Linked DNA regions of Homo sapiens: all the other regions are linked to region 1. The links are chromatin contacts, found by Hi-C in ENCODE. All regions are on one chromosome and are shown on one strand. The core of a region is the stretch at or near the end of the contact, and the rest is flanking DNA. Distances in the headings are between cores, read along the strand shown.

Region 1 (4,298 bases), core at 234-2,733:
TTTGTATTTCTGTGCCTTCTTTATTTCACTTAACATAATGTCCTCCGGGTTCATCCATATTGTCACATATGTCAGGATTTCTTTATTTTTTTAAGGCAGAATAATATTCCTTTGTGTATATAAACACATTGTGGCCGGGCTCGGTGGCTCACGCCTGTAATCCGAGCACTTTGGGAGGCCGAGGAGGGTGGATCACGAGGTCAGAAGTTCAAGACCAGCCTGGTGAAGATGGTGAAACCCCATCTCTATTAAAACTACAAAAATTAGCTGGGCGTGGTCGCGGGTGCCTGTAATCCCTGCTACTTGGGAGACTGAGGCAGAGAACTGCTTGAACCTGGAAGGCGGAGGTGGCAGTGAGCCAAGATTGCGCCATTGCACTCCAGCCTGGGTGACAGAGCAAGACACCGTCCCAAACAAACAAACAAACAAAACATTTCCTTTATCTATTCATCCATCAACAGATAGTTGTTTCCATATCTTGGCCATGGTGAATAATGTTGCAGCTAACATGGGAGTGCAGGTATCTCACGGAGTTTCACTTCCTCTGGATCTATAGCCAGAAATGGGATTGGTGGATCCTAATGTAGCTCTAGTTATAATTTTTTGAGGAACCTCTATACCGTTTTCTGTAATGATTGTACCAATTTACATCCTTTTGATAGTGGCCATCCTAATGGAGGTGCAGTGATTTCTCATTGAGTTTGGGTTTATATTTCTCTTATACCTAGAGATGTTTACCATCTTTTTATATGCTTGTTGCTCATTGCTCATTTGTATATCTTCATTGGAGAATTGCCTATTCAAGTCCTTTGTCCATTTTAAAATCAGGTTATTTGGTTTTGTTATTGTTGTTGAGTTGTAAAAGTTCCATATAAATCCAGGATACATTGCAAATCAGATATATGATATGTAAGCATTTTCGTCTATTCTGTAGATTGCCTTTGTTTCCTTTGATTAGCCAAAGTTTTTAAGTTTGATGTAGTCCCATTTGTCTATTTTTGCTGTTATCTGTGCTTCTGATGTCATATTCAAGAAATCATTGCCATCTCCAACATCCTGAAGTTTTTTCCCTTTTTACTTTAGTAATTTATAAAATAATTTGGTCTCACATTTAGGTTTTTAATCAATTTTGAGTTAATTTTTATGTATGGTGTACGGTCAGGGTACAGGCTCATCTTTTGCACGTGGAAATCCAGCTTTGTCAACATCTTTTGCAGGGGATTTTCCTTTCCCAATTGTGTAGTAGTTGTTTTCGTGCCGCCCACGCCATCCTGAAATTCACACACAGAGTTGCAAGTTACTGCCCTCCGGGAACCTCCCCTTCTCTTCCGAAGAACCAGGAACCCGGGGCTCTACAGCTCACCCGGGCCCTCTCATAGGTCTGGGCGCCTAACAGCTCAGCTGCGACCTCGCCTCAAACGCGTGGAACTACACTTCCCAGAAAGCCAGCGTCCTCCCGTGGACTCCATTTCCTAGAGGCCTTAGCGGCCGCCTTGCTCCTCTAGGTCCCAGGCGCTCTGCGGAGCTTTCGCTGCCCGGTGAGCGGCGCCGGGCTTGAGGTCGCCCAGACGTCGGAGGAGCCGGGTCACGAGGCTGGAGCTTCCTGCTTGCAGAGTGCGGCGGGGAGGCGCGGCCCGGGAACGCGGGATCCTGGGGAGGTGAGCGGCATGGCTGGCTGTGCCGGGAGGAGGCGGCGCCTGGCGCCAGGGCGACCTGAGGCCGCGGGGCTCCGAGGGCCTCTGTGGGCGCGGGGGGGCACCCCCGCGTCTGTCACCGGCCCCCGCGCCAGGACTTGGACTCTCGCCCCTCACGGGCCGCTCCGGTGCCGCTGCCGACGCCCCTGCCTCTGGCTCGCGCCGCCCGCCGTGAACGCGGGGCCAGGCGTTTCCTCCCGGGCCCACCCTGCGCGCGCCGTGTGGGCCTCGCGGACTCGGGGCGCCGGGACCCCGAGCGCAGGGCAGAGGCAGCCGGGCCCGGTTTCTGAGTCAGTCCCCAGGACGGCCACTCCTCCTGCCTCGGGACACCCAGCGCTTTCCTCTTCAAAGCCGTTTTCCGTGGAGTCGGGAGACGATTCGTTGGCGGGAGAGAGAGGAACCGGCTGGGAAAGGCTTGAGGCGGAGGGAAGTCGTCCCGGGGCCGTCGTGGTGGGAGTCCCGGCCCGCCTCGCAGCGGCGTGAACGGGGCAGGTGCCCCGGCGCTGCCTCAGTTTCCTGAGCGGTGCAGTGGGTGCTGGCAGTGCCAGCTGGCGCCGAGGAACTCAGCGGCGTGGGGCGAGCCCTGGCCCTGGTGGGCTCAGCGGGTCGCTGCTGCCACTGCGGGTCCAGCGTCCCCTCCGTAAGCCCCAAGCCTGTGGGGCCTGGGCCTGGCCGGGCGGCCCAGCGCTGCTCTGGTCCGCGGGCTCCTGGCTCCTCCCGAATCCCTGTGAGGGCGCGCGGGGTCCTTCTCAGCGGGAGTCGGGGTTTTAGAGCTGCGGATTCCAGGGCTGGAAAGCAGAAGGGGTTCTTCCTGGCTCCCTTTTTCTTCTCAGATCTGCCTTCTGGAGACTGCGCCGTCCTCCCGGGAGAGCCAGAAAGAGGACATGGCTGCTGGGCAGCGGGAAGCGAGGCCCCAGGTGAGCTCATTGCCCTCCCAGATCCCAGTGGATGGATTTTCCCCACTAACTGGAGTTCTTCACCCGGGACCATCTCCAGCCAGGATGGAGCCCAAGTCCTTTTCTCTTGGAGGAGCTGGTCCGCCCTCATGACTGGTGGATTCTGTAGGGAGGACCACCCACCCTCCCCACCCGTGTCTAGTGGTTTTTAATTAACAGTTTGTTCACGAATCTTCATCCATTGTGTGACTAGTTTGACAAGTAAGATACCACAAGTCTGTCTGTCACTAAGAGCAAACGTACACACGTGGGAAAAATCCCTGCCTCCTCCACTCACCCATGTCTCCGTTCCTGTCCTTCGCAGGAATACTTTCTCTTTTCACCCCTGAGAATCCTCATAACACCACCCCTTCCCCAGGCTTCTCCAACGCATCGTTGTTAGTTTTTTGTCCCTCTTAACTTTGTGAATCATATTCTTTGCTTGTATCACTGTCTTGAAATCTATTGTAGACCGTTTTCATTTTTGTGTAGTGGGAATGAGGAGGCCACCCTTTCTAGTTGAGACGAGAGTGAACAGAGTTGGAGAGGTCGCTTGACTCGCAGGACACAGAAGACCCCTCAGCTAGCGGCAGGAAGGGTTTCATGGGATAGCAATAGTGCAGAGGCAGCGTAGGTGGTAGTTAGGAAGTAGGGCTGTTAAGCCAGATGGCAGCGTTTTAACCCATCTCCTCTGTTGCTGTTTGTGGGCCTTGGGCTTCACCTCTCTGTGCCTCAGTTTTCTCACCTGTAAAATGGGAATAACAGCCGTGCCCACCTCCCAGCGTAGATGAAGGGATCACATGAGTTAGTGTGTGGAAAGTGTTCGGATCAGGGCTGGGCACTGAGTAGTTACTGCTCAGCATATGGTGGTTGTGTTTGCTGAGTGACATTATTGTCTTAATATATTAATGTTAATGTTGGTAGATAGAAACTGCTGTACAATGTGTTTAGGACCCAGACGATGTTATCCTTTATTCATTTTTTTATCTAACAATACTAATGTCCACCGAGTGTCTAGCATACCAGGGAATGGGCTGAGGGCTTTACATTTGTTCTCTCACTCGCACAGTAGCACAACAATTACAATTCTTGTTTTACATGTGAGGAAACTGAGGCTCAGAAAAGTTAAGTAACCTGAGTACAGTCCAAGTATGCCTGGCTCTGAGTTCCGTCGGACCACCCAGTCGTCCCTGTGGTGCGTCTTTCAGAGTATGGGCAGATGCAGCCACGCGATACCAGAGTGCTTCTGCAGCGTGGCATTATCTTTTTTTTTTTTTTTTTTTTTTGAGAGGCAGTCTTGCTCTGTCACCCAGGCTGGAGTGCAGTGGCGCGATCTCGGCTCACTGCAACCTCCGCCTCCCTGGTTCAAGCAATTCCCCTGCCTCAGCCTCCTGAGTAGCTAGGACTACAGGCATGTGCCACCACGCCCGGCTAATTTTTTTTTGTATTTTAGTAGAGACGGGGTTTCACCATGTTGGCCAGGATGGCCTCAATCTCCTGACCTCGTGATCCACCAGCCACAGCCTCCCGGAGTGCTGGGATTAAAGGTGTGAGCCGCCGCGCCTGGCGGCGTTATCTTTTAAACTAGCCAAGACAGTGGAGTGGGAGCTGAGGGTGTGGCCAGAACAGGCTATTGTGCATTTGAGCTGGTATTTGTCCTCGAAGGCAT
Region 2 (3,911 bases), core at 212-2,711, 670 kb after region 1:
TTTTTTTTTTTTTTTTGAGACAGAGTCTCGCTCTGTCGCCCAGGCTGGAGTGCAGTGGTGCCATCTCGGCTCACTGCAAGCTCCGCTTCTCAGGTTCACGCCATTCTCCTGCCTCAGCCTCCCGAGTAGCTGGGACTACAGGCGCCCGCCACCACACCCGGCTAATTTTTTGTATTTTTACTAGAGACGGGGTTTCGCCATGTTAGCCAGGATGGTCTCCATCTCCTGACCTCGTGATCCACCTGCCTGAGCCTCCCCAAAGTGCTGGGATTACAGGCGTGAGCCACCGCGCCCGGCCTCTTTTTTAAAGAAGGTTTTATTTTTGCAATAACATTACTAGCGCTATTGACAAGTATCAAATGCACACTGTATAACTACAGCAAACCCATCCACAACGTATTCGACTGTTCAGAGCCCTGAATGACATCTTGATAAAGAGCCAAAAGTTGTTTCCATAAAGATCTTCAAGGTGTTTGAGCACATCTTGTCAGACGCCCGTAAAGGAAGCTGACTCTCACTGGGTTCCAGGAATTACGTGGTTACGTCCATAACAGCCCATCTGACAAGTGGCAAATACCCGTGGAAAACCAATTAACTGTGCTCCTCGGTTTACCCTGGAGGATGGTGGCGGATGACGCGACTAAGTTTGCTTTGAGCCTGCTTCAAGTTCCAACTTCCTTGGAGTTAGTCGCATTTACAATTTAAAACATGCAAAAATCCACGCTTGTGTATGAAATTCGTGTTTCTTCAGAACATGAGGCTAAGACAACGTGGATATTATGGGATGATGGGCCGTTCACAGAGAAATCCCCGTCCCGGGCACACTCAGGCCTGGCGCCTGGCCTGCGGCTCACCTGGTGGGAGGAAAGGTTTCTCTGGGTGGTCCAAGGCGGCACAGGTGACCCAGGGCGAGGAGCCTCTGGGGGGCTCAGCGAACCCAGCGTCCACTCAAGCTCGTCCTGCCCCTGGCAATCCACGCGGTGCCGGGTGGATGCGTGGGAGCCACATCAAAGTCCCCCCACAAGTGCCTGGGGCTCCCCGCTGATTTCGAGGTCTACAGAATGGGTTTCTTGCAACTCACATCCTTCAGCTGGAGGACCCCAGAAAGGCAGAGCTCCCGTCCAGAGTGTGCTGGTCCCGGACGCAGACCTGCTCCCAAATGCCCTGGGGTCGGGCGTAAGGCCTGGGGATCGCCGGAGCCTGGTTTCCTCACTGCGGTGCTCACTGCCGCCGCCTCTTCCCCGGACGCCCGGTCTGTCTGAGGTCGCCGGGTCTGTGGACGCGGATCCGAATCGGAGCTTCCGAGGGTGATCTGAGATCCAAAGTCAGGAGTCTTCTGCATCCTGCCCTTTGTCAGCGCTGGTCCTCATTTCACCTGCCCAGGGCCTTCAGGAGGGGCGACACTCTCCGGCTGCGGGCGGCCCAGCGCTCGCCCCCCTCGGCCCCACGTACTCTTCCTGCCTCGCCCCCATCGCCCTCCTCCGGCTTCCCGCGCCTCCCGGGGCTCTGCGCTTGCGTCCAGGGCGCCCTCTCCGGGGACAATGGGCGGGTGCTTCGCAGGCTGCAGTCAGGGCCGACTTCACCCGGCGAGGACAGGGCGAGGCGCTGGGCCCAGAGGTATGTTTGAAACGATTCGCGTATGTGAATCTACTTTTTGAATTGTAAATTTTATGAAACCTAAATACAAATCATGTACTTCTTATGAAAATTTCGTGTCTGAATTAAGAAGTGCTATCAATATAAAAGAACAGATTTCGAAAACTTAGTACAAAAATAGAAGGTGAAATATTTCATTCATGTTTATGTTGATAACATGTTCAAATGACACTACTTTGGACGTATTGAATTAAATATATTATTAAAACTCATTGCACATATTTCTTTTTACTTTTCTAAGTGGCTACTACAAACATTAAGTCACATGTGTTCTTGCATTATATTTCTACTGGACAGTGTGCTGTACAAGAAAATAGAAAAAGTATAAAAATTATCCAGTTCATTTTATGAAACTAGAATTTTTAATTCTCAAATCAGATAAGGTTAACATAAAAATAAAATTATAAAACCATTTTTTACTTATGATCACTGATATAAAACAAAATATAGCTAACAGAATCAAATAGTATATATATAAATTTATCATATTGTATTTAAGATCTTTATTTTTCTAACATTCTTGGTCCTATGAAAACATTTCAGTATACAACATCAGAGAAAAACCATCATAATCTATATGCCAGTCATCACAATCGACATGGTATAATTTTTAAAAATAAACTATCTTGCCCTGTAGATGTATATATACAGCAGTCCCTCTGTATCCACAGGGGATTCGTTCCAGGACCCTCCCCCCAAAATCCACAATGCTCAAGTCCCTTATATAAAGTAGCATTGTACTGTCAGTCCCCAATTTATGATGGCTTCAATTGGGATTTGACTTGCCAATGGTGCAAAAGCAATGGGCATTCAGAACGCTTCTCATCTTACAATAGGGTTACATCTGGATAAACCCATTGTAAATTCAACTCGCCATATGGTCAATCTATACGATGGATGTATTTGGTTGTAACCCCATCATAAGTCAAGGAGCATCTGTATTTGCGTATAACCTATAACCTATGCACATCCTCTGTCCCAGGTTAATTATTTAGAGGTATAATTTAAATCACCTCTAAATTTTATTTTATTTTATTTTATTTTTGAGATGGAGTCTTGCTCTGTCGCCCAGGCTGGAGTGCAGTGGTGTGATCTCGGCTCACTGCAAGCTCTGCCTCCCGGCTTCACGCCATTCTCCTGCCTCAGCCTCCCGAGTAGCTGGGACTACAGGCGCCTGTAACCACACCCAGCTAATTTTTTGTATTTTTAGTGGAGACGGGGTTTCACTGTGTTAGCCAGGATGGTCTCGATCTCCTGACCTCGTGATCTGCCCGTCTCGGCCTCCCGAAGTGCTGGGGTTACAGGCGTGAACCACCATGCCCGGCCCAATCACCTCTAAATTATTTACACTACTAGTTAATACAATGTAAATGCTATGTAAATAGCTGTTGGGGCCAAGCATGGTGGCTCACTCCTGTAATCCCAACACTTTGGGAGGCTGAGGCAGGAGGATTACTTGAGCCCAGGAGTTCGAGACCAGCCTGTGGTCCCAGCTACTCAGGAGGCTGAAGTGGGAGGCTCACTTGAGCTCAGGAAGTTGTGGCTGCAGTGAGCTGTGATGGTACCACTGCACTCAAGCCTAGGCAACAAAGCAAGACTGTCTCAAAAAAAAAGTTGTTGTATTGATTTTTTTATTTATATTATTTTTTCTTGTTTTTTTTTTATTGCTTTTGTTTTTCAAATACTTTTGATCCACGGTTGATTGAAACCACAGATGTAAAACCCCAGGATACGAGGGGCCAACTGCATATAAAATCAAGTAAAACTTAGCTTAGGAATATAAGAATTTTTCTTTTTTATAGTATGTGTGTATATATATGTATATATGTGTGTCTATATAGGTATACATGTGTGTGTATATGTATATATACACACATATATATATATATATATTTTTTTTTTTTTTTAAATAGGGATGAGGTCTCACTATGTTGCCCAGGCTGGTCTCAAACTCCTGAGCTCAAGCGATCCTCCTGCTTCAGACTCCCGGAGTCCTGGGAAGAATTTTTCAACATCAAAAAATCTATTAACATGAGCTACCACAGTAAAAAGAAAAAAAACATATAATTATCTCAGTCTATTCAGAAAGAAATTTGATAAGATTTAAAGCCTACTTATGATTTTTTCCCTCTTAACTAATTAAGACTGGAAGAAACTTTCTCAACTAGTAAATTTCATATACCAAAAGCTTACATCAAAATTTTACTTGAGGAAGAAAATTGCAAAGATCCTTAATTAATTAATCCTTTAAGTCA
Region 3 (4,165 bases), core at 853-3,352, 820 kb after region 1:
AGGCGCATGCACGGCGCGCCGTAGGCGAGGCCCAGCTCGGCCTGGCGCGTGTTGTGGTCCAGCAGGTAGAAGGTGGACAGGGAGGGCATGCGGCGCAGTGGCGGCCGCCGTGGCGAGAAGGGCCGCGAGATGTGATCGGCCCAAAACTGCTGCAGCGTCTGCCACAGGCGGCTGGCATGGCTCGTAGCCGAGCACTCGAAGGTTGCCAGGGCGTGGACCTTGTAGGGCACGCAGGTGCTCGAAGGGGAGCCTCGGGAGCGCTGGCGACTCGTGCTGCGCTCTTGTCTCGGGAGCCCGGATGTCCAGAATGATGAAGGCGAGCCAGGGGGCGCTGCTGGGAGACAAGAGTCCGGGTGAGCAGCGTGCTTGGTACAGGCCGCCTCTCAAACCGCGAGGCCGGCGGACATGTCTTAGCCCTGCAGCTACGGCTGCGGCTGTGTCTCACCAGCTGCTGGCCACCGAGGAGCCCGTCGTTCCACGCTGCACAGGCAGCAGTCTCACCTAAACCATCTTCCCCAAAGACCACTGAGGATCAGGCCCTGGGATACATATGCAGATGAAGGACGGGAGGAGGGCCTTGTTCTGAGTTGCAGCTGGAAGGGTGAGGGGTAGGGAATGGTAGCAAGACAAGTAAGTAGGTACTTAAAGGAGGAGTAGGACTTTGCCAGGTGGGTTGAGGATGGAAAATGGAGAACTTCTAGGCAGAGGGAAGAGCCGAGCAGGGCTTTCTTTTTCTTTTTTTTTGAGACTGAGTCTCGCTGTCGTTGCCCGAGCTGGAGTGCAATTGCGCGATCTTGGCTCACTGCAACCTCCACCTCCCGGGTTCCAGCAGTTCTCCTGCCTCAGCCTCTTGAGTAGCTGAGATTACAGGCGCCTGCCATCACCCCCACCTGATTTTTGTATTTTTAGTGAAGACGGGGTTTCACCATGTTGGCCAGGCTGGTCTCGAACTCCTGACCTCAGGTGATCCACCCAACTCGGCCTCCCAAAGTGCCCGGATTACAGGCATGAGTCACTGCGCCTGGCCTTTTTTTTTTTTTTTTTTTTTTTTTTGTATTTTTAGTAGAAATGGGGTTTCACCTTATTGGCCAGGCTGGTCTCGAACTCCGGACCTCAGGTGATCTGCCCGCCTCAGCGCCAAAGTGCTGGGATTACAGGTGTGAGCCACTGTACCCGGCAGGGCAGGACTTTCATATTTCAGATGTGAACACGAGCTTGGATAGGATTGGTGCTGGGAAGAGCAGAAGAGGAAGCTGGGAAGGTGGACCAGTGCACTATGTGAAGGTGCCCTACAGGCAGGCTCGGAAGCTTAGACTTCCTTTTGTGGGTAAGAGGGAACTGCTGAAGGATTAGAAAGCCGGGGTTAGATCTGGATTCTGAAAGCAATCTGGGAGGATATCTAGCATAGCCAACAGCATTATTGCCCTCATCATTCAGTCATTTGATAGACTTGAACTAGCATCTGCTCTGTGCCAGACTCTGGTCTTGGGAAGGGGACCTGAAACAGCCTCTGCCTGCCCTCAAGGTGCTCCTAATCCAGCTTGGAAGACAGATGCGTGTATAGACCACAGTCCAGTGTGTTCACTGACATCCTGGGGTGTGTGCCATGGGCTAGACCTATGCATAGGGCTCAAAGTATCAGGGATTGTGCACACTAAACATGACTTTTATTCCAAACAAACTGTGCCCTCAGGAAGTCCAAAGTCCAGATAACAGACAAGTCCCATTTTGCTCACTTCTCTCTGCACCCCCCACCCCTGCCCAGTAAGTGCTGATTCTATTATGTGAAAAAGGGAGCTATGTGTTGTTTCTAATTCCTCTTCTGCCCATGGGCAGTGAGAAGAGAAAGAACTAGAGCAGGGTTCCCTCTGTTATGCCTTCGTTAATTCATAATACACTTATCCCTCACATATAGGTGGACAGAGGCTGGATGGTACATACCATCCCCAAGATCTGGTTCAGGGAGATGGTCTCTGGAAGCCCACATCCAGGCCCACCCTTGAGATTGTATCTTCTCGGAGGATGTTTCCCCGTTAGTCCTCACTGTATGTTGTGCCTCACCTGGAAGATGGGGTGGAGTTGCTGAGCTGCTGTCCCAGGGCTAGTCCCATCTCTGACCCACTCAGCTCTTGTCCACCTGCTATGACTCACAATGCCTCCAGGCCAGGCCACCCCAGGACAAGAAGGGGTGCTGACCGCTGAGCTGTCAGATAGACTCTGGGCTCTCCCCTGCATGCATTCAGTGCATCATTGAGCACCTACTGTGTTCTAGGAACAGTTCTAGGGAAGTGAAGAACATATTCCCTCACTGAGCTGTCATTCTTGGCAGGGGAATGAAGGGAGTGATCATAAGCAGAGTCCAAGACAGGAATTTGTTCTAGGGGAACTAACAAGATAGTCTCTCAGGAAGCTAACAGAGCGTGTCATGGGTCAGGTTCCCTAGAAGCAGAGCCTAAGCTGAGCATTCTTGTTCAAGTGAATTATTGGGGAAATGCTCTCAGGAGAAGGGGGTGAGGGAAGCAAGACAGGGCGAGAAAAAGGCTAAGGCTGAGCCAGAGTGTGGTCTCACGTGGAGACTAGCTTCCGCTTGCTCTCATGGGGAACTCTGAGCACAAATGGCACCACAGTTAGGCCTCCTTAAAGCAAGGGAGCCCGTCTTTTGTACCCTCCTTCTACATGTCAGTTATTGGCCAGGGCAGCTGAGAGTTACCAGCCAGCTCCTACAGCACCTATGGGATGGGTGCACCACCAGTGATAGGGATCTCAGTAGGGCGCCAGCTGAGGAGGGAGGAAGATAATAGGATAGATGATGAAAATGAAAGGGCAGACTAGCCAACATGGCAAGACCCCATCTCTACAAAAACAAATTAGCTGGGCGTGGTGGCATGCGACTGTAGTCCCAGCTACTCAAGAGGCTGAGGTGGGAGGATCACCTGAGCCCAAGAGGTGAAAGCTGCAGTGAGCAGTGATTGTGCCACTGCACTCCAGCATGGGCGATAGAGACCCTGTGTTTAAAAAAAAAAAAAAAAAAAAGAGGGCCAGGCGCGATGTTTCATGCCTGTAAATCCCAGCACTTTGGGAGGGGAAGGTGGGTGGATCACCTGAAGTCAGAAGCTCGAGAACTGCCTGACCAACATGGTGAAACTCCGTGTCTACTAAAAATAGAAAAAATTAGCCGGGTGTGGTGGCGGGTGCCTGTAATCTCAGCTACTCAGGAGTCTGAGGCAGGAGAATTGCTTGAACCTGGGAGGCAGAGGTTGCAATGAGCGAAGATTGTGCCACTGCACTCCAACCTGGGCAACAAGAGCGAAACTCCATCTCAAAAAAAAAAAAAAGGAATGATTAAATTAATAAGAATATCCAGGCCGGGCACGGTGGCTCACGCCTGTAATCCCAGCACTTTGGGAGGCTGAGGCAGGCGGATCATGAGGTCAGGAGATCGAGATCATCCTGGCTAACATGGTGAAACCCTGTCTCTAATAAAAATACAAAAAATTGGCCGGGTGCAGTGGCTCACGCCTGTAATCCCAGCACCTTGGGAGGCCGAGGCAGGCAAATCACCTGAGGTTGGGAGTTTGAGACCAGCGTGACCAACATGGAGAAACACCATCTCTTCTCAAAATACAAAATTAGCCGGGCATGGTGGTGTATGCCTGTAATCCTAGCTACTTGGGAGGCTGAGGCAGGAGAATCGCTTGAACCCAGGAGGCAGAGGTTGCAGTTAGCCGAGATCACACCACTGTACTCCAGCCTGGGTGACAGAGCGAGACTCTGTCTCAAAAAAAAAAAAAAAAAAACCCTAATTCTGATACGTACAGTGAAGAAAACAAACCAGGGAAATACAGAAAGTGATTTTGGGACAGGGTGAGGAGTAGGAAGTAATTTAGATGTGGTGCTCGGTGAAGGCCCTTGACATTCTTGCTAAAACCTGAACAATAAGGAGACCCCAATCCCTTGAAGACCTGGGGGTAGAGGAGGGAAGTGGCTGGGCATGTTTGAAGGACACGTGCCACGTGTGCGGACAGTGGAAGGAAATGACGTCAGTCCTACCTACTAAGCCCACCCACCTGACTGCAAGGGACAGACCCAGATCCACAGGAGCTCACAAGCTGGGGCAGAGCCCGGTGGTGGTGCCACCTCCTAGGAAACTTCTGTAATAGTTTTA

The links. Hi-C counts contacts between places; a loop is a spot of excess contacts on that map. Pooled maps may share reads with other maps.
Region 2: a loop to region 1 is called in a pooled map, with 4 times the contacts of the local background. The contact joins the enhancer-like site here to the promoter of ZNF354B in region 1. A Hi-C loop is called at or near these places in 5 of 50 pooled maps.
Region 3: a pooled map shows a loop between it and region 1 (15-fold over the local background). The contact joins the promoter of CBY3 here to the promoter of ZNF354B in region 1. A Hi-C loop is called at or near these places in 1 of 37 single-sample maps with no recorded cell type and 7 of 50 pooled maps.

Annotation. Positions count from the first base shown.
Region 1 is chr5:178,858,470-178,862,767 of GRCh38, forward strand. ZNF354B (zinc finger protein 354B) reads left to right here and starts at 1,484. Exons shown (of 5, transcript NM_058230.3): 1 at 1,484-1,658; 2 at 2,528-2,611. The coding sequence starts at 2,579. It overlaps LOC107986493 (a long non-coding RNA gene), which reads right to left. Exons shown (of 3, transcript XR_001743039.2): 3 at 4,256-4,298. RefSeq lists enhancers at 1,334-2,066, 1,351-1,550 and silencers at 1,691-1,890, 1,971-2,050.
Region 2 is chr5:179,529,295-179,533,205 of GRCh38, forward strand. The region is part of intron 4 of LOC128966623 (a long non-coding RNA gene); the gene reads left to right. Among named protein-coding and RNA genes, the nearest start is that of RUFY1, 19 kb to the right of the region's middle. RefSeq lists enhancers at 477-1,083, 1,084-1,689. Within about 2 kb of position 1,462, at least 13 of the 41 ENCODE cell types and tissues checked have a DNase peak (open chromatin) inside an H3K27ac peak, as active enhancers do.
Region 3 is chr5:179,678,932-179,683,096 of GRCh38, forward strand. It overlaps CBY3 (chibby family member 3), which reads right to left and starts at 2,103. Exons shown (of 2, transcript NM_001164444.2): 1 at 1,942-2,103; 2 at 1-334. The coding sequence starts at 1,987. It also overlaps a transcript of CANX not described here. RefSeq lists an enhancer at 1-67.